Linked DNA regions of Mus musculus: region 2 is linked to region 1. A link is a loop called in an ENCODE intact Hi-C map of the cell type or tissue named here. Cell type or tissue: left cerebral cortex. All regions are shown on one strand. Each heading gives the region's core, and the rest is flanking DNA. Links, peaks and the distances in the headings are about the cores only. Region 1 has its middle 150 kb from the start of Gria3. Region 2 has its middle 610 kb from the start of Gria3.

Region 1 (12,031 bases), core at 1,969-9,968:
AACATCACCATGAGATATGCTTTTAAATCCAGGTCTAGGTGCCCAGATATCTGGTGTTCAAACTTGCCTCCTGGCAGAAGTTGTGATCCACTCACAGAGGTCTTAAGATCCCGTGGAGGGTCCTGTGTATACCTTACGAGTGTCCGAAGACTCCACGTCCAAGGTACCCCTGTGCTGGCGTGTACCAGAAGGTACTTGTGCCCCTAATCAGGCCGGGTTTTCTGCTTCCGTAATTAATGCAGTCTCAGGTCCCGCATAATTGATTTGGAGCAGATGCTGTGTTCCACTCACCAGAGGTCTTAAGATCCCGTGGCAGGTCTTGTGGGTACCTGTCGGGTGTCAGCCGACTCTGCGCCCTAGGTACTCTGGTGCTGGCCGTACCTGGAAGGGGTGTGTGTGTTTTCTATTCACAGATCTTAGATAGCTCCTGCTTGGCTGCATGCATGCAACCAGCCAGGAGCACAAAGCAGGACAGCCAAAAAAACTACATGCTACAAAACACCACGTGAGTTATATTTAAAATGCTGCCTTTTTCCCAAGGGAAATGAGAAGCTATTGAAGACTTTAAGCATTTGCTTTCAACTATTATATAATGGTTTGGGAGCGTTAGTGTAGGGGTTTGGGTTAATGTGGGTACTGAAAGGAATATTGCACTTCTCATTTTGTGCCATTCTTTGTACCCATCCCACACCTTGTTTACTGAAACCAATGGGCTATCTGTTTTGCAAGGCTGACACAATTATGGTATCCTTTACCCAAACCATTTGCTACTAGAAACCACTGATGTACTGCTCTTGGGGACTCAAATCTCATTATAGGTACAATCTTCTCTCACTCTCGTTCTTAATAGCAGCACCATACCACTGCTGGTCTGTTCTGAATCTTTGCAGTTGTTCCCTTACAAATTCACTACTGAGACTATGCTGTATCATCCCTCTGTAAATGTCATCCCTTTCATTTCTTTTTCAGTCCAAATCTCCCTCATCCTTCATGGAAAAGCTCTGGTCTGGGAAAGCTTTCTGATTACCCCCTCCTCATCCATCCTTTGATTCTCCAATTACATGTAGCGTAGTGATTCTCCTCCAGCAGGAATGCATGTAGAAGTGCTTTGTGGACCCTTTAGTTGTCTGTGTGTTTTAGTGGCTCATGAACCCTACTGATTTTTAGAATGACTGAAAAAACTTGTTACTTGTTAGAAGATAGATTTCTAGCCCCACAAGTTCTGATTCTATAAGTTTGTGCTGGGTTCAGGAATTTGAATTTTTATAAGCAATGAAGTTAGTTATGGATGTTGATTGCTTTGCATGATTCATGAGGACTAATTATTCCTCTGTATCTAGTGGAGGTTCCTTAACAGTGCCCCCCAACACCACCAGATCTCTTTGTAATTCACCTGAAATGGTTGCAAAAGCCTATGATACACACTTGTTGCTTGACTATCTTCTTTTATCATTATTCTCTAAGGTGTTGTCAGGTATTCAATTATAAAATACAGGTTCTTCTAATTTCTAGATTAAGAAATATAGGAGGCACTAAATATATAATCACATTTGTATGAGTATGTGTGTACCAGTTGCGCTGAAATGTGGGTTCATCAACATTAAATCTGCAAGAGTTTGCATGCTGTCTTAATGAAATATGACATCATACCTCCTGTTCTAGATCCTGTTTAACTTTGTATCACTCCCAGTAACATTGAAATATCCAAAAGGGCACAGTAAAATGCCCTTTGAAAAGTGGAAGTTTATTTTTAATAAAGTTTAATAAAAGAAACAGGAGTCTTTAAAAGAAGCTGTATGGTTACAACCCAGGAGGGTTTTCCTGATGTGAGTTGTTGCAAATGAGAATAAGCAAAATTGAAATATAAATCCTGCTGCTCCAGTGCTGAAGATGGTAAGCATCTGTAACATCAAATGCAACTGTTTAATACTTCTAGAATATAAAAATAAAGCTTCAGAAGGTTTATCTTTTTTTTGTGTGACCAATTTCTCTGCACGTAGGAATTGTGCTTTTGGCTTTCTAAGAAATCTAGGATGTCAGAGTTAATAGCATCTTTATTAGTTTTTATTTATTTTTCTACATGTCTGTCTATCATATGTTAGAGAAAGATAATATATCTATAAAGGAGCAGGAAAACACTGACTTGAAAAATGAATAAGCACACATACACAAATATGCAATAGAAAGCACAGAAAAGCTTATGTTTTGAAATATAGACTCAATCATTCTAATTTACTAACACATTGCTGTATTCTGGGTGTTTGATTATGGCAATCACCTTAGTTTCCTACGAAGCGCTATACTTTCTAATGCTTCTTTGGCAATTTTGATAAGTGGCTTGCATGTGGTGGTTAAAAGGTGGTTGTGTTTGAGTATTTGTGTACATGCATAGGTGCCTGCAAGTTAGAATGCATTTAGAGATGTATCTGTCCATGCATGTCTGAGGGATGACTAACAGGGCATCTCTTGTCAAAGAGTGACTGACAGAAGAGTTGTAGGTCTGCCAAATTATGAAGAAAGAAGGTAAACTTTGGCCTTAAGTATGTGAAGTATGTATCACAATTTCTCAGTAGCTTAGGTTACACTATTTTCCTCTTTATTTTTTATTTATATTACATAAATAATATATAAAAATAATATCTGAAGCATTTGAAATGTAAATGAAGAAAATACCTAATTAAAAAATAAATAAAATAATAATATCTGCAAAAAGAATATATCTGTCTGTCTATATGTTTTTTTCTTTTGTCATCATCTAACAATCATATATTATCTGAAAACCTGCCTAGAATGATACTTTGAAAAGCAAAAGAATCTTCAATGTCTTCATAATATTATAGTATTTTAAAGGCACAATTGTATTAACTGGGGTTTATTATTCTCTATGATATTTTAAGTGAATTCCCTAGCTCATAATGAGGAGGTGGCCAGTCCTTTTTAATTTCCCCAGATTGTGGTATATTGATTTTAGTTTTTGTACTTATGTTTGTGATTAAGAATTTTTAAAACTTTTATGAAGCTTGTGTATTGTGTATGTGTATTTGTACATTTTGGATGAAGATATGACTAATACTTTTGAAATATATCTTTACATACATTTTTTACATATATGCATTAATGGTTTCAACTATCAAGGAGTGCAGGTTAAAAGGCTATTTCTATTTTACTTGCAGCAACTGTCAATTACTTCTTTTTACTTTTTTTTTTTTTGTGTGTTTAATGGATACCTCCTGGTCACTTGTGGTTTCTTTGAAGCTTAAGATAAACATGGTGTTATAAAGCTCAGAGATATATTTTGCTTTTCACATTTTGGTCAATGATTCTAGGGGATTATTACATGTTTTAATACCAATTTACTACAAATTCGCATGGTCTGAGTAGGGAGCTTCCCATGAAGAAATATCCTGATTGCTTTGATTGGTGTTGAAAAGCCTCTCCTTACTGTGGGAGGCACTTCCTGGTAGCAGCTCAGCTTAAAAAGAAAGTAAGTCAAAAGGAAGATTATCTTACCTTTTGCTAGCTTGACCTTCCTTCTTGCCTCCGAGTTGATTTATTCTGTTGCTGCTTATGCCTTTCTGCTCTCAGAACTAGTGTTTCTAAGATTTCATCTTGGGCTAGGGATCAGTGGCTTTTCAGGAATCCTGTAGGCTTCTGGGTCCAGAATGGCACTATTGAAGCACCTGGCCTTGTAGACAGAGTAAGTAATTTGTTGTTTCCCAGATAGTGAGAGAGACAACTATTCTAAGACTTCCCCAGGTGCTGAGGCATTCAGCTTCTAGGATGAAGCCACTACTAAGTTCTCAGTTGAAATTTGGCTGTTGCTACTATTTTAAACCACTTATTAAGTTCTGGTGCATATGCGCACGTGTGCACACATGCATGCATGCGCGTGTGTGTGCACACACACAGACACACCCACACACCCACACACCCACACACATCCCCTTGGTTCTATTACTCTAAAGAATCATGACTAAAACAGTCAGGGATCTTTTGAAATATTCAAGAGGGACAGTCATCACAATTACAGGTTTATTACAAACGTATTTACCTTTGAAGCAAATGCTACCTTACAGCTTTTTTTCTTTAACAGTAGTAGAGCTTACAAAGGTGTTGGAGAACTCTAAATACCAGTGCATGTGGTAGAACTTGGTCTCTACATTGTGACACAGAAGTCAATTCATTATGGAAGTAATTTACTTGCAAAAATGGATTTTCTGAATAAGGAAGTTTTTGAGTAATAATAAAAAATTGTTGCATCACTGCCATCTCTTCTGAAATTAAAATAATTTACTATGTCAACTGAGTCATGAAATGAACCATTATAACTTCCTAACTTCTCTGTAAAACTCTATAAATAGGAGATGAATTAAGGGTCTTAGAAATTACCCTCCTCCCTATGCACCAACTGTAAGAACAAGAAACAATAATGCAAGACATGGTCTTTTCCCAGGGACCAGAGATCTCAATAATGAGAGAAAAATGTCAATTTATATGGTGCCTTATTGAAAAAAGGTTTGTGATTGGCAGGTGCTAATTTGATTAGCATATATAATTGAGGTTATGACTAGGAGTCAGTTTTGTAAGTGGGATAGACACTACATGCATGTACACACACAAACACACACACACACACAGAGACACAACTCTCAGTAATCGACTTCTAATATCAGTATACCTACTTGGAAACATAAGTTATTAGATACTTTCAAAGAGGTTCAGATAAGCAAATCCATGTTTATCAATCGTGGACTTTTTTTCTATCAAAAATTCTATCATAGTTTTTAATACTTCTTCTATAGCAGTTAGTTTGTATATCACTTGAGACTATGAAGTAGATATGAAATAGTTTAGTTTTCAACATGCATGTATATAATGTATCTGTATGTGAATGTATATACCCATAGCTGAGCTTATACGTATAGCTATTAAGGAAAAAATGACAAAATTTGAAGTCTATAGAGCCTGATTATACTTGCTTATGCTAGGGTTTGCTTGCAAAGGCTAGGAGTGTAAAGAGAGAATAGGTATAAAATATTGTGTGTAAAGGTAAAGAAAACCTAATATACCTTGCACATTTGAAGCATGTATTGACATTATATTCAGAGAAGTTTCAGGAAATAGCTGCATGTGAGACTCTAAAGTAGGAGGGAACAAGATTGTGAAGGGCCTTATATTTTATTGGAAGGATTGTATCCTTGTGTTGGAAGACTCTGAAGATTTTTGTGCTGGGACTAATGCCAGAGCCTTGTGATCCTACTAAATACATAGTTTATCATTGAGCTATTCTGTTAGGTCTCAAGATATTTCTAAGTATAGAGTTATCGTGGGCCAGTAGCAACATTTCCTGATAAAATAGGCATTCATATTCCAAAATACAGTATCTGTCCCACTAACTAAAAGCTTTGATGGGATGCTACTATCATTGTCTATAGTATAGACAATCTATCTATGATCTATGTGTTACATGTTAAGGAGAATAGTTTTTTTCAGTTTCACTTGTTACACCTGAAACACTTATGAACCACCCAGAATGTCCATGCACTTGAGCTTCAAGTTGTTACTGTTGTAGGAGGAATAGACTGCTCAGAAATATTTTTATAGAATTCGTGGATCATTGAGACATTAAGCTTTTTCAGGTTGGTCACTGAATCCTCTCATCTTCTTTCACTGTGAGGGAAAAAAAGCAAATAACTCCATGGAAAAATTCCACTATGCCTCTTTCTTTGCACTTTTTTCCTTTATGTTCTTTGATCTTGACAAGATATTTTATATATGACAAAAGGACTTGATTAATACTATCTAAACTGCTTTCAAAGTCTTGTGACTGCAACTGAAGAGATTTCATTTGCCTCCATGATCAAAGCAGATGAGATAGACTATAAATTAAAGGACATGGCTGTGTTTGCATATATGCTTTACATAATTGTCAATACAGCATTTATAAAAATAGTCACTCTGTTCTGCACTGTGCAGTTTGTACTTCCTCTTCTTCATAAGAAATATGTTGCTAAGACTCTGGGTAGCCCTTCTTAAATCTGTAAGATCTTTGCCAAGAAGAAAATATAGGAATCTACAGCATTTTGTGATGATGGAGTTTTCAGATATCACAGCTAAAATCATCGGTAAGTCTGGAATTCTGTTGTGAGGACCCAGACTCAGTGGAAAATATTGTATCATAACTAAGCTAATTTCACAATGGCTTATAATATCCATTTGAAGATGGCTATTACAAATCAATTATTTGAGAATACAATTAAATATAATGAGAGTAAATTTCCCTATGATTTAGACTTCATAGTGGCATATTTCATCCTGCTTAGATAAATAACAGGAGTGGAGTAGGTTTAGCAGTTCAATAGCAGTCTCTATTAAATGTTACATTAGTAAGAGATGGTGGGTGAGAGAGTCCTCACAAGGAGATTTTAGTGAGTCTGTGTGAATGTTCAAAGCCTTGGACGTGTCTTAGCAGCTGATTCAAGATTAGCTCAGGTGGGTGTGGAGCTACAGATGCTCAGGGCTCTGAGAGCCAAGATTTTTCTGAATCAAAGCTGGAAATCAGCACAATGTCTCTCCGCTCTTTACATGTTCTGCAAAGAGAAGAAATGTGCAGATCTATTCTGGTCACTCAGACTCATTGAATATTTATGGAAGTTCTGAAGCAAGTGAAATATTCCCAGATATCTCTCGAAGCTGAACCAGGCAGCTTGGAAATAGATAACTGGCAGGACTGGGTTTGTCTGTGTAGGGCAGCATATATTTACGTATGATCTCAGCCAAAAGGCCAAGAAGTGATGGCAGCATATATTTAAAAAAAGAAATTACTCAAGGATCATCAGGTGTACTGTGATTTTGTGATTTCCTATAAAATTACTGAATTCTTCTGACTTCTAGAAGATAAAAGAGACAAGAAAATAAAAAAAATCATTAAATACCTATTTATTAGTGCCTGACTATTCAGCCATTTGATTTAGCTGATCAGCAGACCAGCCATTTCTGGGTGAGAGTACTGTCTAGTGCTTGGTTGAAATTGGCAAGGTTCTTGGTTTCATTAACAATACCAGAGATTCTGTTTTATCCCAACTACTTTCCATTTTGTACCAGTCTATCCGTTTGTTACTAAATTGTTTCCACTCAATTTAGGATTCTTTTAATCATTCTTTGATTGGAAAAATACTAGAAGTCTAGTCCTAGATATCACTATATAGGCACAGCTTTTGAGCAGTGAAGATAGTCTCCTTTATCTAAAGGTCTGTGGAAGACTGTTTGCTTTATGGTTCTAATGAATGATTTTTTTTCTGACTTCCTATCTTTAGCCCTGGGACCTTTTCTTACTCTGACTCTGAGTTGAGCCATTTGACAGAATTTGTTTAGAAGCATATCAGTACCCATCATGTAAGCAGAAATTTAGAAAGTGTATGTCCAGTTCTTATCCCATTACTGTGACTTTGCCATGAGTTCATGGCCAGGTTAGCTAGTAGGTCAATGAAACACATGGAACAGGGCCAGGTCAGTTTGGTTGTGCAGCTGCAGCTCTATATGTGTGAGACAGGCTAGCTAATATTTGCAAAACTGTAGACAATACACAGTTGGCCCCAGATGCACAGGGGAACTCATGAAGCCCTACTCAGATCAATACAGTTCCATAGCTAATATACAGACCTAAGAACGGAAGCACACAGGGTTACTGCATAACACCATTTTCTGGTTTTTCATTATACTGCTATATTTTGGGAAATAGATAATGAAAACCTGTTCAAATATGCTTTCACCACTGATTCTCCCTGTTCCTCTTCTCTTTCTTTTGACAGCATCACTATTGGTCTTGTCTGTCTTATCATGTATGTAGCAACTGTAGATTTGGCATCCTTTGGTTGATTTTTTGACAAGGGTAAAAATGTAATTAGTTTAGAGTAAGTAAAATAGGTGGTTTGCCTTCAGCCAGGAGCCCAAACTGTGGTGGAACTGGTGGTCAGTGTGAAAGGAAAACAAGGTTTTATAACTCGTTGGATCTTAGGAAAGGATTCTTCCCAGAATAGTGTTTTGGACTAAAAAAACCACTGTGATTATATTCCTCATTGAAGAACAAGCCTAAGAAGTTGTAAAACACATCTGACACATCTGACAATTCATTAATGAACACTGTATTTTTTATTAGTTGTGGTGGTTTGAATAGACTTGTATGACTTGCCCCAAACGGAGTGGCACTATTAGTAGATGTGACCTTGTTGTGTTAGGTGTGTCCTTGTTGGAGGAAGTGTGTGTCACTGTGAAGATATGCTTTGAGGTTTCCTGTGATCGGGCTCTGCCCAGTGTGGAATGAGATCTTCCTCCTGGCTGCCTGTGGAACACAGTCTCCTCTTGGCTGTCTGCCTTCCGATCAAGATGTAGATCTCTTGACTCCTCCATCACCACATCTGCCTGGATGATATTATGCTTCCTATCATTATGATAATGGGCTAAACCTCTGAAACTGTAATGCAGCCCCCAATTTAATGTTTTGCTTCATATGAATTACAGTGGTCATGGTGTCTCTTCATAGCAATAATACCCAAACGAAGACATTAGTCCTTTGAGAGTTTCACAGAAGACACTTTGATTATATCCACTCCCCTAGTCTTCCCAGATCCAACCCTATTCTCTACCCACCCAGATTTGTATCCTTTAAAAACCTATCAAGACCAATTTGTGCTGCCCAAATATTCTTGGATATGTAGTCTTCCATTGGCTTATAGTTGCCTTCCAAGTGACTAAATTCCACTCTTTCCCTCTCTTAGTAGCTGATAATTGCCAAGCTGATAATTCCATGGATAGGCTTGGGATTTTACACTCAACTCTTCTTCATGCTGTGATTTTGTCTCACTTGGGCTTACACAGGACTTGTGTACAACCACTATGAGTTGATATGTGCAAATATCCTCCTGCATCCAGAAGATACTGCTTTCTTGCAGTCACCTACCACCTTCAGTTCTTATCCTCTTTCTACCCCTTCTCTAACAAAGATCCCTAAGCCTCAGGGGAAGAATACAGTATATATCTTCCACTTAGGGATGAGCATTCTGTAATCTCTTATTCTCTGCACCTTGGAAAGTTGCGCTTCTCTGTGTTAATCACTGTAAATTGTAAATAGTTTTTCACATGAAGGTTTGGAGATGCATTGACTTATGGATATTACAAGTTAATTTAATACCATGTCAGTTTAGTAGCATAATAGTAGTAAGTTCTTCCACAAGGTATATGACCTGTCTAGCCATAGGTTCTTAATATAAAATCTTGAATTAAGACACTAAGTGTTAATATTTTCAAATATTCAAATGTCTATAGCTAATATTAGTTAGTAAATCTTAAGTATATCTATGATAAACATCTTTTAAATCTTTGGTATAATGTTATGTATATGGAACTCTTAGTTTTATATTTCCTGATTTACAGGTAGACACCAAATATTAGAAAGTTTGAGTTGTCCTTTTTCATACAAGTAAAACACTGTAGACTCCAGGTGAAGCAGACTATAGGGCACATGTCTTTTCATTTCATGGTTTCTTGATTCTTTTTCATTTTCATTTTTCTTTTTAAAGATTTATGTATGTGAATACACTAGTTGTTTTCAGACACAACAGAAGAGTGCATCAGATCCCATTACAGATGGTTTTGAGCTACCATGTGGTTGTTGGGAATTTAACTCAGGACCTCTGGAAGACCAATCAGTGCTCTTAACCACTGAGCCATCTCTCCAGCCATCTTGATTCTTTTTCAATGATTTCATGAAGACAAGAAAGTGAGAATGTAAATTTGTAGCTAATGGTAGTATGTACAAGGTGATTATGAGAGTGTAATGACTGGATGTGAAAAAGGTTCATTTTTGGCCTGCTTCTAGTCTAAGGGTTTTACTTGACTTAAAGGACTGATATAAGCTTCTATTTTATGTAGTCAAATTTTGCTATCAGTAGGCAGGCAGACTTGTATTTAGTCAACAATTTTTCTTAACCCTGCCATGTTTGCTATTTGGCCTTCATGTGTTCAGAGATGCTCAAGTTCCACATATTTAGAAGACAGGCATCTTTTTTGCTTTAGAAGGTGGAATAGAACATTAGTCAGAGAAGTAGATGGATTCTTGATATCTAATTGGTTGGTAGAGAGACTTGGAATCAGTTTAATTGCTTTCTATAATATATAACATTCCTGTTTTCTGTGGTAGTTAGTGCCTCTAAGACATGACATTTCATTTTTCCTATAGGAAAAACTCTTTTGCCCACTCCAAAAAACATCATCCCACTCTATAGAATATTAGATTACAGCATCTTCCATTCTTCTGTATTACTACTTCATCTTAATTTTTAGTCTTCCAAAATTTTTTTTTCAGTCTTCCCAAATTTCATTGGCATATCTAGTCAACTGTCTCTATTGATATCTCTCGGACTGTATTTTCTTTTGAAAACTTGTTTGCTGAAATTATAGTTGAGTTTTGTAAGGAAAGGAGACCGGTGTGTGATCAATCTTCTATTTTTAGAAACACATCTATTTTCTAGGATCTTTTAAATAGAAATGTCCTCATTTGTATTATTCCAATCTCTCTGTGTGTAACTGTTGCTTTCATTTGCCAGATGCTGTGATTATCATCTTGAAGGCTTACTTTTGAATAAGCTTACTCTTTCTAGTTCTTTCTGAACTCTGGCTGGCTTGTTCAACTTTGCTGTTCTGGCTCAAACTTTTATCTAAGCTGATTGATTCAAATTGGCTTCTCTTGGCTTCTGACTGGATTACTCTTCCTCTGAAGTCCCTGAACTGAACTGCTCTAAACTGAACTAAACCGAAATGAACTGGACTGAACTAAACAGAACTGAATTGAACCAACCGCTCTGCTCAAAACTAAACTGATCTCCCTCTCTCTCTCTCTCTCTCTCTCTCTCTCTCTCTCTCTCTCTCTCTCTCTGTGTGTGTGTGTGTGTGTGTGTGTATCTGTCCCTCTCTGTCCCTCTCTCTGTAATCCCCCTCTTCTCTCTCTGCTCTTGAAGTAGCCTCTCTTTTCAGTCTGTTACCTTCCCATCCAACTGTGTGTTTGTACTGGTTAACCAACATATTATTACTGTAATCAGATTTCCCCTTGTCTTTCCTTCTTTTTTTTTTTTTTTTTTTTTTTTTTTTTTTTTTTTTTTTTTTTTTTAGTTAAGATTCTTTACTAGATATTAGTTCAGGCAGATGCCCTGGTTCTGCGATCCCCTCTCCCTATAGGTCACAGTGAGCAGGTTTCTTCAAAAGAGCCTGTGGGGCTGAGAGTGCTGAGCCCCAGGGTCAGAAGCAGAACTGGAAAGCCTCCAATACATGCTGCTTCCATGTTTCCAGGCTGGGCAGCAGGGAGGAGAGGCCCATGACGTGCCAGGGCTCTCCATCAGACACCATGCAGGTTTGGTAGGACAGCAGCTGTACACCCACCTCTGCCAGGAGGCCAATCATAGTGGACAGCATCACAGGGTTGGAGGGCTGAGCCCAGAATATGAGCAGGGGTTGGCCCCTGCGTAGTGGCACCTGTGGTCTGAAGACAGCTTCGTTGAGTATCTGCAGCATTGGTAGGAGGTACTTGCCAGGGCCACAGTCAGGAGGCATTCCGCGCTGTTCTGCTCCCCTGGAACCCCAGGGTTGTGGAAGGTGGTGACATTGAGGCCAGCCTCTTTCACCAGTAGCTTAGCATTCACTAAGTTCACGCCTTCCTGCTTAGATGCTTTTCTCAGAAGGCCAACAATGACTGCAGGGCCCAGACAGGTCCCAGCATTCTTCAGAGATGTTCCTTGTGTAACCACCTGGATGGTCCCTTTAGGGGAGCCATCAATGTGTGACCAATGCTTCTGCCCGACCAAGCTAAGGCTTGGTGTATGGAGAGAAGGCACTGGTGAGGGCCTAGGCATTCACGATGCCTGTTAGAGACTTCCCCTTCACCATGTCCACAAACTGGACTGTGATTTCCTCCCCACAGCGGCTCTGGGCTTCCTTGGTGCTGGCACCCATGTGGGGACAGCTGATGACATTCTCATGG
Region 2 (12,031 bases), core at 2,364-10,363, 460 kb after region 1:
TATCATATTTAGGCATGGGCCTTGAATTCCTGATCTTTCCAAGGCTTTTATCATGAATGGGTGTTGGATTTTGTCAAATGCTTTCTCCACATCTAACTAGATGATCATGTGTTTTTTGTCTTTGAGTTTGTTTATATAATGGATTATGATGATTGATTTCCATATATTAAACCATCTCTGCATCCCTGGAATAAAACCTTTTTGGTCAGGATGGATGATTGTTTTAATGTGTTCTTAGATTAGGATAGCGAGAATTTTATTGAGTATTTTTCCATCAATATTCATAAGGAAAATTGGTCTGAAGTCCTCTATCTTTGTTGGATCTTTCTGTGGTTTAGTTGTCAGTGTAATTGTGGCTTCATAAAATGAGTTGCGTAGAGTACCTTGTACTTCTATTTTGTGGAATAGTTTGTGCAGAACTGGAATTAGATCTTCTTTGAAGGTCTGATAGAACTCTTCACTAAACCCATCTGGTCCTGGGCTTTTTTTGGTTGAGAGACTATTAATGTCTGCTTCTATTTCTTTAGGGGATATGGGACTGTTTAGATCATTAACTTGATCCTGATTTAACTTTGGTACCTGGTATCTGTCTAGATATTTGTTCATTTTCTCCAGGTTTTCCAGTTTTGTTGAGTATAGCCTTTTGTAGAAGGATCTGATGGTGTTTTGGATTTCTTCAGGATCTGTTGTTATGTCTCCCTTTTCATTTCTGATTTTGTTAATTAGGATGCTGTCCCTGTGCCCTCTAGTGAGTCTGGGTAAGAGTTTATCTATCTTGTTGATTTTCTAAAAAGAACTAGCTCCTCATTTGGTTGATTCTTTGAATAGTTTTTCTTGTTTTCACTTGGTTGATTTTGCCCCTGAGTTTGATTATTTCCTGCCTTCTACTCCTCTTGGGTGAATTTGCTTTCTTTTGTTCTAGAGCATTTAGGTGTGTTGTCAACCTGCTAGTGTGTGCTCTCTCTAGTTTCTTTTTGGAGGCACTCAGAGCTATGAGTTTCCCTCTTAGAAATGCTTTCATAGTTTCCCATAAGTTTGGGTAAGTTGTGGCTTCATTTTCATTAAACTCTAAAAAGTTGGTGAACCCGTTACTACATTTCATTCAATTATGAAATAATTAATTTAATTTTTAATCTTTAAATATCTTACAATACATTGTGATTGTGTTATTTCCCTGCCCTAACTCCTCCCAGCTCCTACCACTCCCTAGCCATCCAATTTTATGTTGATTTTCTCTCATATAAATAAAATAAGCCAAAACAAAACAACATAAAATACACAAATAAATGAAATAAAAAAATCTAACCCCCCAAAACCATATAGTCTGTTTTGCACTGTGCAATAACTCAAACTATTCCAAAGCATGAGGCCTACACTAGAGTGTGACTGATATAGCTAATGTCACTCCATTGTAGGAAACTGATTTTCCCTCTCTACAAGTTGTCAATTACAAATAGAAATAATTCAGTGAATTGCACTTGGAATGGAGAATGGAGTTAGAAAACTACATCTTGAACCCAATAAGAAACATCATTCTTTTTTGGTAAAATTAATTTTAGAGACTTTATGGTAGACTAAGCAGGAAGAGTAATAATTAAACATAACAAGTAAAAGTTGTCTTTTTTTTAGTATCATGTTGGTGTTCTATAAACCAGTCATTGCCAACATGAAAGTTACAATCTGGTTGAAATGATGACATGAATTTAAAATACACAAATAAGTGGTTGGAACTGGGTATGGTGGCAAACACTTGCAATCCCAGCACTCAGGAGGCAGAGGCAGGGTATATTTGAGTTCAAGGCAATTCAGGTCAACAGAGTTCCAGGACATCCAAGACTACACAATGAAACCATGTCAAAAAAAAAAACCCAAAAAAACAAAAACAAAAACAAAAAAACAAACAAACACGACAAAATTAATGACAACAACAAAACAAAGCAAACAAAGTTAAAGAACAAACAAACAAATAAAGGGATAGAGAGATGTTTATTCGTAAAGATAAGTTACTACTCTGATAGAAGAATTGAGAGTTCCCCAGAACCATGTCAGGTGGCCTGTAGTTCCAGGTCCAAGGAGTCTGACACTGTCTTCTAACATTCACAGGCACCTGCATTCATGTGTATACACTGCCACACAGACATACACATCATCATCATCATAAAACATTAAAGCATAAAGCATTCAGTCGAGGAAGAAAATATACTTAGAACCTGGTGCAAAATTTAATTTTCTCATTATCAGTACATAGAACATGTTTTGAAAAAGCAAAAGACAAAATTCCCAATAGTGAGGAACCAAAGTATGAGATGAATCATTCAGATGTAGAGATTTATGTACTATATGCATCATAATAGTTATCAACTCTTCTATGGTAGTTACTTCAATAAGAACATTTTGGGGCAATTTTTCTCCATCCTAGATGATCTTTATATCTACAAGCAATAGAGAACAAGAAAATTAAATCATATTTAATGTGTTTTAAAAGAGAAATCTGGAGGTAGTTGGTGCTAGGATTAATTCAACCAAATGATGTCAGGACATTGAGTGGGCTTCTGTGGAATTATTTTTGCTTTTCCCTTGCGGTCACTAAGTAGCTGAAATAGCTCTAAACATTATGTCCTTACATGAGAATGTTCAAAGCAGGAAGGAACACAGAAAAACAAATGCCTGCATTTTGTTAAAGCTAAAATACGCTCCATAACAGGAGATGACTCATGATAAATCTAAGCTTGCTGGGAGATGCAAGGACAGATAAAAGCTTTTCCAAAAGTTCCCAGCAGACTTTTCAGATTTATTGGACAAAATTGCATCACATGTATCACATTAGTCCAATAGCTGGAAAAGAGGAACTGAGTTTCTGAAACTGACAAAAGGCAAATATGACTTATCTCCCATGCTTAAATATTTTTTAGAAAAAATATAATAAAAAGAGAATTAAATGTTGAAAGACACCTAGCCACTGTCTCTAAATCTGAACTTAGTAGTGAATGTGGAGATGCTTAGCAATAGAACCTAATATATTATATCCTTTTGTTTTTGCTGTTCTTTTACTGATTTTTTCTTTATTTCTGTCTCTCTGTATCCCCATACACTCTTTTCTTCATATCATGTATATTCTCTTGTTAAACAGCCTTAAGAACATTGCAAACTTGCATTTAAATGAAATGCAAACTCAGTGGAAGAACCTAAATCTTTCCTTTGGAGTCTGGCTCACTTCCATGTGACTTTGTGTAACAGATAATATTCACATTGTGTAATTTCAATTCAACATCCCTTGAAATGACAGATATTGAATTGTGGTAGCAACTTGTATGGAATCATGAATCAAATGCAGGCAGATGAAGTTATTCTTTGTATACAAGGAGCTCCATTCTCATTTATTCCCATCAAATATTAGGCCAGTAGCTTACAAGACATGACTTAGTGATAATTTTAACAGTGAAAAGCACTGTGATTTAGGTTTACTACAGGTATCAAGTTTCAAAAGAGGCATGCTCAATCATATTCCAAGGCATCAGGCGGTAAATCTGGCTATAAATTCTTTTGTCTTTCTAAAGAGCTTTTGTTCTCAGAAGGTTTAGATTTTAAATGGCCAGACAATATAAATGCAGAAAATAGCAAGAATCAACACATAGGTTCGGGAGAAATGCTTTTCCTAAATTGGGAAGCCAGTGAAGGCTAAAAGATGAGAGTATACATTACACCCTGATGGTTTATTCATGAAGAGTTTTCAGCTCATACCTCTGAGACAAGGTAGAGATATTCTACTTTCTATACCCTACCTTCATTTATTCAAGATGTAAATTTCGTTTGCTATAACATTGCTGGCCTTTTCAACTCTTGAATTAGTTTTGATGACATTGTAATGAGATACTTTCATCCTCAGGTTAGGAAAATCTTACCATTCACACTGATTTTAGATTAACTTGCAAGGCAAATTTGTGAGTGCCAAAACATTAAATTTAGCTTAACACTTACATTTAAATTCATTGAGCCAGATTTTCTTTTGGTTGATTTAATTGCAGATCCTTAAACAGCTGTCCTTTTAGGGTAATAGTTTGACATTTAATTCATAGACCATTAGAGTTAGAAGGACCCCCAGAGATCTCCTAGTACAACTACTTCATATTTCAGATGAGAATAAAATGACGGAGGCCAAAAGAGGTTAAATGAGTTGCCCACTGTCATACAGCTAGTTAGTGGCAGAAGCAGAAACTATAAAACAGCATGTTTGTTTTTAACATCCATATTTTTATGCTACACAGTAAAGCTTTGTCTACAGTAAATTTTACCCATAGTGCTGAATAAATTGATGATATGTAACCCTGTAAGATCTTGACTTTCCTAGCCTGTGTTGAATACCCAAAATAAATCCCTCCACTTTGGTCCTCAAGAGGCCCAGAAGTAAAGGTTATATAGTTGTAACCTTTGTTACATTCTCGCATGTAAACATTGGAGAAAAGATAGAATGGGGTTCAATCTGGTACGATACAAACTAATTATTGTAAATAAGTACAAGTGCCTTTCTGGGGCATCTTTTCCTCATGTGGAAAATGGAAGTAAAATTCAATTTACAAGATTTTTGGAATATGCCTGTGTATTTCTGTAAAATACTTGGAGTTTAGAAAATTCCTAAGAGATGCTAAGTCATTGATATTTATTTTAGTTTTTGTGGCAAAAGGAAAAGAAGCAGATGCACTTAATTTTAACCAGCTAATGACTAGGAATAGCCACAGCCGACTTTACTGCTATAAGAAGTGATAACAGAAAATGTGAAGAATTCGGTTTCATTTTCTTCTCTCTGCTTGGTTAATTTTAATTTTAACTATCCTAAATGTCATATTGCCTTATTTTCTGGTTGTATTTTTTGTTCTATTTTAAAAATTGAAAAGAAAATGAGTGTAAGATATGTGTTAGGGAAAGAAATTGTGTTACAAAGTGTTATAGAAAAATTAAAGAGAAATAAATAATTGCAGGAACAATGAATTACAAGTGAATTTTTTAGAGGTGTTTACAGTCAAATGTTGTAGAAAATACAAAAGAAGTTTCCAGTGTGGACTTTCTCAACAAAAAATTTAACTCACACAGACACACACAAACACACACACACATACTGCTATATAGTATGTATCTTGTGAGTCAGAACTCTTATCTGGTGGTTATTTATATACATATATCAGTTCAAAACAGATTAAGACCAACAGTGATATCAAGTCAAAAGAGAATAAGAATAGTGTGTGCTGTAGTTGGCATAGGAGGTTTAATTAGTGAGGAAGAAATTGTACTAGGTGTTGAAAGATGCATAGAACTTGAAGAGGCAGTGAGGAGGAGGGAGTGCATTTCAGGGGGAGGCAACAGCATAAGTAACATCACGGAGAAAAGAATTTATAGTGTACATTGGCAGCAGTGAAGAAAGGAGTGGGTGGGAAGTGGGATGGGTATACATTATTAATGGAGATGTAAGATTTCCAGTGACTTTACCTGAGGAGACATGAATACCATCTAATGTAATCTACATTATTAGTACAGGAAGTAAGACAAGGATTAATATACTCTAACTATTAAAATGATAACATAGTTGATCAGAACTCTTCCTGGTCTGCAGTAAATTTTAGTACTGTAGCCTAAACACTAATGAATATCAGGATTGCATAAGTCAATTGTGTCGAACAAAAGACACACTTGAGTACTGTGGTTTCCAAAATTTATAATGCAATTCAATGATCCTCCATGTGGAAATGGAGAAAATATACTATTCAAATTGTCACTGAGTAGGTTCTAGTCCAGCTGCAAGGAATATAGGATTTCTGAAGGTGAGAGCTCTATTGACTACCTACAATGTAGCTTGCAAGGCATTTATTTCAAGCTGGTAATGAATGAGGTAAAGATTCATTTTATATTGAGGGATGTGACCAAGTAGTTTCATCATTGATATTAACTGAAGCTGCAGTCAACAGAAATGCTGCATAGCAGTACTTACCAAGAACACTTGTGAAACTGATTATCTCTACAGCTGGAGCAAAGCCACTATGGGTTTTCCGTGGCCTGTTTTCCTCTTTCTGTCATTCATGGATAGAGAAAATTAATTTCTTAATGTATCATTTTGGTATTTGGGAGGCAAAGCATACATTCAAGTACACTGATTTTAATCTGATAAACATTAGTGATCTAGAATTCTCTACATTTTTGAGAGATGATTTTTTTTGTTTGCTTTCATCTATCCAGGTTTAATCATTTCTATACTTGTTCCAGCAAGTACTTTGTGAGGATATGTTCTAATGCTATAGCTAATGCAGAGATTTCATCTCTTTATCATGTTTTCCCTTCAGAACTGAATTGTAAGTGCCATATATTTGTATTTTAGATCCCCTATTTATCAAGACATATATGATAGGGTCTACTTGTTCTGATATTAACCACATTAACCAACTTTAGTTGCTCTATTTGTGTTTTTTAATGACAACACCACTCTTTTTTAGGAAATGTAAAACCTATAAAATGTGTCAAAGTATTACATTCTTTATGACTTATAAAATTTAATCTTCACCAAACTATGGGATGTATACTGATTTTGTCCTCTCACATTATTCAGTTTTACAGATAAGTGAACTGATTCATAGAGAAAGAAAGAACCTTGATTTTTAAAATAGCTGGGTGGTGGTAGTTCACACCTTTAATCCCAGCACTCGAGAGGCAGAGGCAGGTGGATTTCTGAGTTTGAGGCCAGCCTGGTCTACAGAGTGAGTTCCAGGACATCCAGGGCTATACAGAGAAACCCTGTCTAGAAAAAACAAACAAACAAATAAACAAAAAACAAACAAATAGTCTTGCAGCATGATTTCTGCTCTAAGAAGTATTATTTCAGAGAATATAGGTGTAACAAATTCAGTGTAATAAATAGCAAGTTAAGGAGAGATATAGCTATTCCATCAATTCATAGCTAGATTAGAATAATAAAAGAACATTTGTAGGTGAGTTAGCCAGAGGCATACTAGCAAGAGCCTACATTACTTTTTTATTTCTACTTCCATGAATTCCTGAAATGGTTTACACTGTACTAATTAAGGGGCATTGTGCACTGAAAACTTGTGTAGTTTATGATTGGCTGAAGAAGGAAGAATCTGATAGATGATCAAAGTCATTCTTCACTTTGCCTAGAGGAGAATGCACTAGGCAAATAGAATTTGGTCAAAACAACTGCATTATACATTCTATTCTTGTAGGGCTAGTTAGGCATTGACTGGTTCTTTTAAATTCAAACTTTGGTGAATCAATAACATTGATTGATCTGCAGCTTGGTGTATCACATTTTGCCAAATAAAGTAAGGCTACATAAAGAAAGCAGGAGTGCAGATTTACTCTTCTGGGATTCCTAATAAAGACCATAAACTGGGAACAACTTATGGGTAGAAGACCACTGAATGTATACAAAAGAAACACAGCCCTTGGTTCTGTCCACAAATATTTACATAAAACCCAGGCATGGTCTGATATTCTTGTCATCCTGGTGCTGAGACAGTTTAGACAGGCAGATCTTGCATTGCTGGCCAGCCAGAGTAGCCTAATTAGTGAGCCCTAGGTTCCAATGAGAGACTCTGTCTCAAAAAAATATTAATGGCTCCTGGGGATCAAACACCTGATGTTGATCTCTGGCTTCCACATACAAGTGCAAGTATAACACACATCACAGATACATAGATATACAAGCGCATGTATACACATAGATAAATAAGATTCAACAATAATTTGGCAAGTTATACATAATTTATTGGAGACACTCTGTATGCAGGCATCATGTTATCTGCTTCCATTATATACATAATTTATTCTTCATATGTCAATATAAATTTGAGCCTCAGCATCTTTATCTAAGCTATGTACACTGAAGAATACACAACAAAATATTTTAAATAGTATATGCATGCAATAGGATATGGATGATGTTTACTTTATTCTATTTTTAGCATTCTGTCCCACCAAACTTCCATTTTATTTCATAATGACTATGCTAGCGTTACAATCAGAAAAAGTTCCAAATGTAAAAAAATTACATTAAAGTTCCTATTTATACATGAAGTGCACATTTGCACCCAGATATTTTTGACTTCAGAGCCTTTATTTCTATTGAATTATTATCCTAAAATACTGCCAAATTTGTAAACTATTTGAGTAGAGTGCTAAATAGTTGATAAACACTTTCACACACTATTAAACATCACTATCAAAATAATACCATAAAAATATTTTTCCATTCTCTTGAAGGCCCTTTAGTCACATGGAAAAGCTCCTTCTCTTTGGTGATCTCAGGGAAACAAAAACAACAACAACAACAACAATAACAACAACAACAAACCTCTAGTAGAAATGTTTATAAGTGGGGAAATGTTTGAGGAAAATTCAGAAGTGTGGGCAATAATGTCTAACAATAAGCCACAATAAGGAATCGTGGTTACTAGGGAGTTATTATGAAAGGATATAACACATAAGATAGATGGACGTATTGGATCAAAAATGGTGCATTTTGAATTTGTAAGCTGCTGAATTTACAATTTTGTTGCTATAGACGATGTTCGTTTGAGGTGCAGATCAGTGATATGATATGACAAAGTCACCACGTGGTTGTTCACAGCTTCTAAATCCTGTCAACAATCCATACCGCATCCACAAGATATCGTTGCAGTTGAGGTTTTAGCACTCTTCCTAAATGTATCATTTTTTCAGTATATGGTCACTCAAAAGTGGCAACATTAGCATAAACAGAAGTGTCAGCCAAAGTGTGCGAATTATCATCTTCTACTGGGTCACATATCCTCAAGAACACATATGCAAGTCTTTCTGTCTTGACCTTCACTTTACAGAAGATAACAGATCTCATTATTTTCTGCTTGCTTTCAGCTGTTCTTCCAAATCGTCATGGAAATGAATAAGTAGTCAAAACAAAATGCAAACTAAAATGGTTAACAATTCAGAAAAGACATCTGAAAGCAGAATAGTGCAAACTCCACTTTATTTTAAATTGTAGTTTAAGAAAATAGCTACAATCAGGAAACGATTATACTTAAAAGAGTTTAATTCCAAGGAGGTCAAGGGTTAGGCAAAACGTAAAAAGTATTTGCTAAATTTCTATTGAGCAATTCAGCTCTTTAGATGAAATCCACTGTCGCACAAATACACATTCCCCCACAGAAAATGTTCTGAACTTAGGCATAGAAATACTGAACACATTGGTTTTGGTCACTGACCACCCTATTGTCCACAATCACTTTGTATTTTTGATTGTTGTTGGTTTGGTTTGGTTTTGGCCTTATAAGAAGAAAACTGCTTTCCATTTAGAAAATTATCTGTCTTCTATTATCTACTCTCTGGGTTAAGTAGGCTACTGTACCCACCATAAGTATTCTTAGGTATACTGAAGCAAACAATACTTAAAGTGAATAAAGCTGTTGTTTAAAATGGGTATTATGAGGCCCATATATATATATATATTACTTTGATATTGACCTACGGATTTGTGGTTATTAAGATTATGTATAAACAAATTAAAATCATATGCAAAAGTATATGGAGTGATACAATTATGAATGTTTGACACTCTGTTTTCATATAAAAGCAAAACATTCCAATATATTCATTTAAAAGCACCTCAGTACACACACTGCTTCTTTTAGGAAGGTAGACAAACCATTCTCTAGTGAGAAGGCAGAGAACTTTATACTATAGTCCCTACCCCAATGTTTGGAGACAAGGTTTCCTTTCTTGACACAATACAAGCAACTCAACCATTCTCTGTCTACCTAAACATGAAATTTTTAGCACACATAATTCCTTTGAAGTTTCTTACCTTAGGGAGGGGAGAAATACTAGGAAGCTAAAGGAGAGTAGAAGAGGAATGTGGTTGGATATAATCAAGATACACTGCAAAGATATATGAAATTATCAATAAATTTAAAATATTCTAAAAAAAGAAGATTTCATACAGTTTGAGTGAAATCAAAAGAAACTTTCATAATGTTCAGCTTTCTTACTGCAAGCATAGAATATATAGTTGTTTCTATGGTCATTATCCCTGGGAAAATCTGAGCCTAGGGAATCTTATCTTTTCCATTCTTGTCTGTGTTTCTGCAGGCATAAACTCTAAAAAGACATATACAGTTGCTTCTGTGCTTTCTTTTACCTAATGATATTTTCACTCTCTATCCTCCTGCAAACAGCCCTCATAAATCAATTAATAACTCATCCCCTATGCAATTGTAGCACATGTTCTGTTCATGAATTAACAAGACTGGATTGTATGTTAGTGATAACACTGTTTTTGTCCCTGAAATCTATAACAGCCTTACAAACTGGAATGTACTTTAAAAAAAAAACTTTTTAATTGTAACATATTGGGAACTGGAGTTCTCTTGAGGTATTCCCTAATTCACATTTGAGGGCCCTGTGGGAAGAGTAAAATTTAATTTTGATTTGGTTCTATTTGCAAATTGTTAAAGTCCAAGATGTAAGTTATTGAACTGGAAGGATTGGTTTTTGTTTTTTGCTAGCAACAAAGAATGACACTAAAAACAAACCAACAAACAGAGAAACATACAAATATCTTTTGGTGTTGTGGAAATAATCAAAATTAGGAGTTGTTATAAATCATTTCAGCAAAATTGATTTGTTCATAAACAATATATTTGTATCTATATAAAAAACTTTTTAATTTGTATCTATATTAAAAAACATACAATTATATACAATTTTCATTGTATTTTATTTTAATATATTTATAAAACATTTTAAAATGAAAGAGAATTATGTCATTTTCCATTCTTTTATCAGCCCACTCCTCTTTTTACTATGTCCCATGTCTTCTCCATGTTCTTAAGTTGATAGCCTCATTTTCTTTGATTATATATACATATAAATCTGTGTATGTTTGCATTATATGTATGCATATACACATGCACACAGATCTGCACATACGCATATGCAACTTTCTGAGTCCATGTTTGTTGTTGGTGTGTATATAGATTCAGGGCTGACCACTCAGCTTTAGAAAACTAATCCAGGGTCTCATCCCTGAGAGAAACTAAGTCTTTCTTCCAGTAGTCATTAGTTACCTGTAGTTCTTTGTCTGTGACTAAGACTCTGTGAAAATTTCCCCTTTCCATGTTAACATGTCCATAGAAAATGCCATTGTTTTGTTCTTGTTTATACAACCATTCCTAGGAGAGACTTTTCCACTTCCTGGTATTCTGGCTCTTAAATTCATTCTAAAACCTCTTTTGTGTTTCTTGAGAAATAAATGCAGAAGTTATGATGTAGATGTATCAACTTGGGTTAGGTTCACCATGATCCATTGATCTCTGCATTGTTTCCAATTGTACTTGTTGTTTGTGATGGTCTCCATTTCCTGTAAAGAGAAGGTTTTTGTTTGCTTGTTTGATTTTTTTAAAATGAGGAATGGTAGCTATACCTGCTGTTCCTATAATGATAAAATTTAGAATGTTGTAAGGAGTTATGAGGAGTTATGCTGGTGTAGCAGAGTGGCTGAAGTAGAATATTTCCTAAGGGTTGTTACCTAACTGGTCTTGTGGAACTGGATAGGTTTCTGGTACCAGGCATAATACCTTCCTACCCCCTGCCAATTGGGTGAGATTCGAATAAAGAATTATCTTGAAAATTTAATTTGGATTCAGATCCAAGTTTTGCCATTATCCATAAATAATTATGCTCTTACCATTGTGGGTTTGATGGATAAATCTCGGTTTTCATGAACTTATCATCTACCAAAGAGAGAGAGAGAGAGAGAATAAAGAAGCAAAAATTTTATGAGCAATCTAGTTGTACATTGTGAGTGCTTGGAGGAATATAAAAATCATTATGATAGATACAGACTTGTAGCATGAAAAAAAGTTATAGAGAGAACAAAGGATCCTTAGTGGTGGGTACAATAAATATGTATGTAACACATTATATAGCAACAGTGTAAGACAAAAGATGGAAAGATAGGCAAGGCGAATACATAACCAAAAATTCTTTATTTTTG

Evidence for each region. A loop is a pair of places that touch in the nucleus more often than their neighbours do. Peaks named below come from ENCODE experiments on the same cell type or tissue, not always from the same donor. Only the 100,000 strongest peaks of a DNase experiment are listed, where the experiment ranks them.
Region 2: it touches region 1 in a loop (4-fold over the local background); 2 of 42 quality-filtered maps call a loop at or near these places.

What each region holds. Positions count from the first base shown.
Region 1 is chrX:41,249,395-41,261,425 of GRCm38, reverse strand. It overlaps the pseudogene Gm5385. Among named protein-coding and RNA genes, the nearest start is that of Gria3, 150 kb to the left of the region's middle. In left cerebral cortex, for the core only: no CTCF peak of the experiment used is centred there; DNase peaks (open chromatin) are centred at 5,928 and 6,533; H3K27ac peaks cover 1,384 bases.
Region 2 is chrX:40,787,282-40,799,312 of GRCm38, reverse strand. No RefSeq gene overlaps it. Among named protein-coding and RNA genes, the nearest start is that of Gria3, 610 kb to the left of the region's middle. In left cerebral cortex, for the core only: no CTCF peak of the experiment used is centred there; DNase peaks (open chromatin) are centred at 3,879, 4,162, 5,355, 5,695 and 2 more places; H3K27ac peaks cover 612 bases.